2 separate regions of the Homo sapiens genome follow, and region 1 is linked to region 2. A link is an interaction called in ENCODE POLR2A ChIA-PET data of the cell type or tissue named here. Cell type or tissue: PC-9. All regions are shown on one strand. Each heading gives the region's core, and the rest is flanking DNA. Links, peaks and the distances in the headings are about the cores only. Region 1 has its middle 12 kb from the start of ACBD5. Region 2 has its middle 2.9 kb from the start of FAM238C.

Region 1 (2,910 bases), core at 198-2,697, 310 kb after region 2:
AAGGGTCTCTGGATTTTGAGTTTCAGGCTCTAGATGGAATTGAGAAAGTCCAACTTACTCAGGGGACCCTGGAGGCTCATCTGAGTTCACCCGGAGTTCTGGAGGCAGGCTGCCAGGATACTGTGTATCCATACTCGAATATTCATCCTGCAAAGTCTGTTTCTAACGCTGTGGTTTGGATAATTGCTGTGGAATTCCAACAATATCAGCAATGCTCCAATGCTGAGCTAGATCTTTCTTCAGGTTCCTGGGTGAAACAAACAATAAATAAATTTGGTTGGTTTTGAAACCTTACTGTCTAGTGGAACAAGTATTTCATCTGCCTGATGACCTGCAGCCCCATCTAGATCTGCAGTTTGAACCTTACTTTTGAGGCGAGGAGGCTGAACTAGGGTCTGGTTCTGATCCCTGTCCAGCATTGGAACCACCTCTGGGAGCCTTTCTTGCAGAGTCAGCTTGTCATTGAAATCCTGGTGTGCAACTGAGAACTGCCCTGGCCCTAGGGGCAGCTCTCCAGCTGAATCCGTGTCCAGGAATGGAACCAAATTTTCAGTTGATTCCTGGGGTGGGGCTGACATCTGCGAGGAAGCAGAGGGCCCCAGGTAATCAAAGTCCCCCGGATCTGCTGGGGCAATAGGGGCATGGGGAGATTCCCATGGGAGATGGGAGGAGCGGAAGACCAGGGCTCAGGCGGCCCCCGGGGGTTAGAGGTCAGCTGGAGCAGATCCTTGACCCACTCCAGAGGCTGAGCCTCCTTGACTAGTAGCCACAATAGTTGCCACGTGAGCAGGGGCCATAGGCCCCAGAAACACAGCCGGGACATGACACATGCTGGCACCGCGCAGTGAGCGAGAGCCATTCTGGCAGCCCCGAAACGCTCGTGTCCCTTATAAGCGTGCGCCCTGCCCTGTCTTTATGACACCTTTATTTAATGCCACCTTTATTAGGCTCGGGTCTAAATCTGCTCCATGTCACCATGGCAATCTTATGTCACAATCCTGTCCAAGCACCCCTTCCCATCCCGCCCCCCCGGAACCCCCTCCCCTCCCCTTAGCGAGGAAGGATTTGGGTCGCAGACCTGGGTGGTCCCAGGACTCCAGGGCCTGCAGTGGTGGGGTAGGGTGGGGTGGGGGCACTGCAGAGCTTCCCAAGGAAGTCAGGCGACCTCGCCTCCGGATATTCAGAAGTGCTAGTCCACTTCTGGCAGCCTGAACTCTTCCTCCTTTTTTTGAAATCCGAGAATACTCTTCCTTCCAGGGAGAGAAACTGACCTGTAATCCCAGCTACTCAGGAGGCTGAAGCAGGAGAATCGCTTGAACCTGGGAGTCAGAGGCTGCAGTGAAGCGAGATCGCAACATTGCATTCCAGCCTGAAGTGCTGCTGTAGGTACTATGGCTCCTGAAGTTGCTTTCCCTGCAGTAACTGGAGTCCTCCTCGTCGTCTTCCAGCTCCTCCGGGTAAGGGTAATCGAAGTCATCGTCGTCCTCCTCCATCTCATCCTCCTAGTTGTCCTCAGACTCCTGGGTCTCCTCAGCGTCGCCGTACTCCTCCTCCTCGCTCTTGAGGTCATCGTATACCACTTTGTTAACGGCCGAGGGCCTCGGTGGTGCACGCCAGGTGGCTGCCCCAGCCCCGCCGCCCCCGCCGCCGCCGCCAGGGGCGCTGGTGTGTGTGGTGTGGTGTGCGTGTGTGGGGGCGGAAGGCAGCGGCAGCTTCCGCCAACTACTGCTGCCCACCCTGGCCGAGCTCAGCCGCGTCTTGGGCGCCACCTCATCCTGGCGGCGGCCCACCTGCCCCGGCTGCTACTGCGTTGCCGCTAGCTGAGCCCCCGATGGGTTCGGACGTGTGCGGCGGCGGCGGCTGAGACCGGGGGAGAAGGGAAAGCGGACGAGGAGCGGCGGGCGCAGTGGAGGCAGTGGGGAGCGCCGGGGCCTGACGAGGAGGCCCGAGGGGCCGGGCGCCTGGGCGGTAGAGACCCGGCCTGCCGAAGCGGGTGGAGGGAGAAGGCTCAATCCGAATCGCTGGGGCCCCACTCTGGATCACCTTCAGCCGCCATCTTGTTTCTTCCCGTTCAATATACTAATGATTCTTAAATCCATGTAGATTTCAAGAAAAAAAAATCAATATATATATAGTCTTAATTCCAGCCGCGCATGGTGGCTCACGCCTGTAATCCCAGTACTTTGGGAGGCCGAGGCGGGTGGATCACGAGGTCAAGAGATCAAGACCATCCTTGCCAACATGGTGAAACCCCGTCTCTATTAAAAATACAAAAATTAGTCGGGTATGGTGGTGGGCGCCTGCAGTCCCAGCTACTCGGGAGGCTGAGGCAGAAGGATCACTTGAACCCGGGAGGCGGAGGTTGCAGTTGAGCCACTGTACTCCAGCCTGGCGACAGAGCTATACTCTGTCTCAAAAAAAAAAAAAAAAAAGCCGCAGTTGGACTCATGGAGCCCTGGGGAAATCTTCTCAAGATGCAAAGGAGGTACTATGCCAAAAGAGACATTCTGAAAGCAGGAGGCATCATCTTTTATACATATTCAATCACAGATCTTTATATAGTAGTTCTTCATAGGAAGAATCTACAGGAAACTGAGAGGTAGAAACAGGAGTGTCCCCAGTTACAAATGCTCCCAATAATCTTCTAAGGTTTTCCTGTGCTTCTCATCACTGCAGCTCTGGGATCTGGAAGGCAGGCAAGTCCTGTTCTCTAAAGGTTATGGGTTGGGTGCTTTAGATTCTTTGGGTCCAGTAACCAAAAGACAAGAAATACATCACCACTGGGGCAGGATTCATATACTCTGATCAGCAGGAGGAGGCGGGGCTGCTTTTCCACAAAAGAAGCAGAGATAATCTCTCTCTCTCTCACACACACACACACTCCCCACCCCCATAGTCTCTCTTTCACAC
Region 2 (2,910 bases), core at 97-2,596:
ACGTGAGTGAATCACTTGAGGCCAGGGGTTTGAGACCAGCCTGGGCAACACAGTGAAACCCTGTCTCTACAAGAAATCATTTTTTATTATTAGAATGAAGAAGCGTACCTCTAACCCTCAGCCATTACTTTAGGAGAGAGAGCTCTGCTCTAGAACTCAACATATGAAATTGGGAGTCCCAATGTGGCTAGCTAAGTTTAAATACAAGAGCTGTCAGACATTTCCTCTACCGTAATGAAATCTGTGGCATCCTTTTTGTATTTTGAAAACTTAGTTTTGACAGGCCTAAGAAAAGAAGAAGAGGGCCCAGAAGTGGGCATTTGGGCAGGGCAATGAAAAGTAACCAGCTGGATGCAACATGGAAAGAAGAAGGGGTGGGAAGTGGAGTCAGAGCAAGTCCTCCTGCTTGGGGCCTGGGCCTAGGAAAGCAAACTAGGGCAGGAGGGAGGAGCCCTAGGCTGTGGATACTTGGGTCACCAGAGCTCCTAATGCCAAGCGGTATCTGTAGTCTCCCTACCTTCTGGCGTCTTCTGGTGCCGATGTGCTGCTAGTCATGTCTCCTGAATCAGACAGGGCAGACTCCAAATCAGTGGAGTCTGGTGCTACTCCCACCGCCACCTCGTGGATCTCAGAGCTGCAGGACGGCTCCAAACACCTTATCCTGAGGTGGCTCTGCTTGGGGCTGGTATCAAGGGACAGGGTGTTCCGGCCGCCTCTGCTCCTCTGTGCTGGGGCCTGCGCCTTTGCTGGCCGCCCACTCATAGATGTCAAAGCCTCAGGATGGCTCCGCAGAAGCCCTGTGGGGGCCCTGCCTGGGGCTGGCTTTGGTGCACATGCTACAGGCCAGCGTGGTCCCCATGGGGCAACTCCGCTCTTCTCGGGCAGCTTGGGCCTTCAATTGCCCCCACCCTGCAGAGCTGAGCACCTGCCACCTGTCCCCAGGAAAGGCAACCAAATGCCACCAACTGAAGGCACCCACTGAAGGCACTAACTGAAGGTCGGTTGCCCTGCCAACCAGATCACGCCCTGCTTAGGAGGAATCAATCAGGCCTTGAGTTCCCCCCACGCGCCGCCCTTCCATTTGTGACGTGCTGTGCGAGTCCAGGCACTGGCTCACAAGGCCCCGCCCCCACAGCAGCCCGCCCCACCTTTCATTTATTAGTACCCGGTAGCAACTTTCAGGTTTCCTTACTGTGAATTATGAATATGAATTATGCGGAAATTACTGTATACCAATGTACCTCGCGCACTATCTGACATTCAAAGACCCACCTTGCCCCATCGCCTCTGATTTTTTTGGAAACTAGAAAAAAGACAAGGTTCGGCAGCTGTTTTCAGAAGAAAACATTGCCATGAGCTAAGATTACTCTATGATGTCAAGTCTTATTTCATATATCAATATATATTCATATTCATAATCCAAAACACACATATTCAATCAAATTAACAAGACTAACAGAGGAAATTTTCTAAAATTTATACACTACGGACATTACATTTTTCTAATGATCACTTTGATAGAGCAACTTAGATTCTATGGTTTCCACAAATGAAGAGGCTCATGGAAAAGAAAACTGCCACATAATACAAGATTTTCAATGTGATCATCATTGCTACTTTTAAGTAGCAATTACCCAGTAAATATATTGTGAACTGCTTTGTGAGTATGGTGATTTATTTAAACTTACTGACCCTTTGATTATCTTAAAAATATGAATAATGCCAATTGTATGGACTTGTTCTAAAAATTAAAGGAGAGAAAAATAATCCTTCTTCTCCATATATTGAACGATTACCAAATTAAAGGCATTGTGTCCAGGTTTTTACACACTTACCTTATTGAAGCCTCATCATAACCCCATCTTTTAAATTACAGGCATTATTCCCAGATTTTTACATACTAATCTTATGCAAGCTTCATAAGAATCCCATCTTTTAGAGATGAGCAAACTGAGGCTCAGAGGATTTAAAAACTCATTCACCATCACTTCATAATGAGTGATGGAACTGGGATTCAAATCCAGTTCTCTCTGACACCAAAGGTGGTGCACATTCAGGAACACCCAGTTATACCCCGCACATGGAGGGATCAAAACATGTGGATTCCCTTTCTCTACCCTCTTATGGGTAGAGAAACAATCCTAAGCTCCCTCCCTGGTTGCCTGTAGTGGACATCACTTCTTTCTGGGCATGATTAGAAATCTGCATCTTTGGACCACAAGCATCTATAAATAGTTGTTTTGATCAAGAAATAAAATTTTCTAGGCCACAGGTTGCTATCTGGGACTTTTCTAGCTTCTCTGCAGTTAAAAAAAGGGCTATTCCATGTAAAACAAACAAACAAACAAACAAACAAACAAAAAAAAAAACACAGGATCCACTGAATTTGTGCAGAAAGTTTCAGAACTATACGGCAGGAGCACCTCTAGAACTCAAGATATGAAATTGGGAGTCCCAATGGGGCTACTTAAGTTTAAATACAAGAGCTGTTGGACATTTCCTCTACAGCAATCAAATCTTACTTTTCATTTTGTATTTTGAAAACTTAGTTTTCAGCCAGCCTAGGAAAAGAAGAAGAGGGCCTCGAAGTGGGCATTTGGGCAGGGCAAGGGAAAGTAACCGGCTGGATGCAACAGGGAAAGAAGAAGGGGTGGGGAATCCAGTCAGAGCAAGTCCTCCTGCTTGGGGCCGGGGATAGGAAAGCGAACTGTCTCCTCCCTACCTTTGGGCGTCTTCTGGTAGCCAATGTGCTGTAAGTCACGGCTCCGGAATCAGGCTGGGCAGGTTTCAAATCAGTGGAATCTGGCACTTCTCCCACCTCCAACTAGTGGATCTCAGAGCTGCAGGACTGCTCCCAACACTGCACCCAGTGTTGGCCCAGCTTGGGGCTGGCATTGGGGGACAGCGTGT

The links. Peaks named below come from ENCODE experiments on the same cell type or tissue, not always from the same donor. Only the 100,000 strongest peaks of a DNase experiment are listed, where the experiment ranks them.
Region 1: POLR2A ChIA-PET joins it to region 2 with 8 read pairs; 3 of 35 experiments call an interaction of 5 or more read pairs at or near these places.

The regions. Positions count from the first base shown.
Region 1 is chr10:27,250,934-27,253,843 of GRCh38, forward strand. It overlaps the pseudogene LRRC37A6P. Among named protein-coding and RNA genes, the nearest start is that of ACBD5, 12 kb to the left of the region's middle. RefSeq lists an enhancer at 1,355-1,514 and a silencer at 1,555-1,784. In PC-9, for the core only: CTCF peaks have their summits at 1,702 and 1,902; a DNase peak (open chromatin) is centred at 1,688; H3K4me3 peaks cover 1,353 bases; H3K27ac peaks cover 585 bases.
Region 2 is chr10:26,943,426-26,946,335 of GRCh38, forward strand. No RefSeq gene overlaps it. Among named protein-coding and RNA genes, the nearest start is that of FAM238C, 2.9 kb to the left of the region's middle. In PC-9, for the core only: no CTCF peak of the experiment used is centred there; no DNase peak of the experiment used is centred there.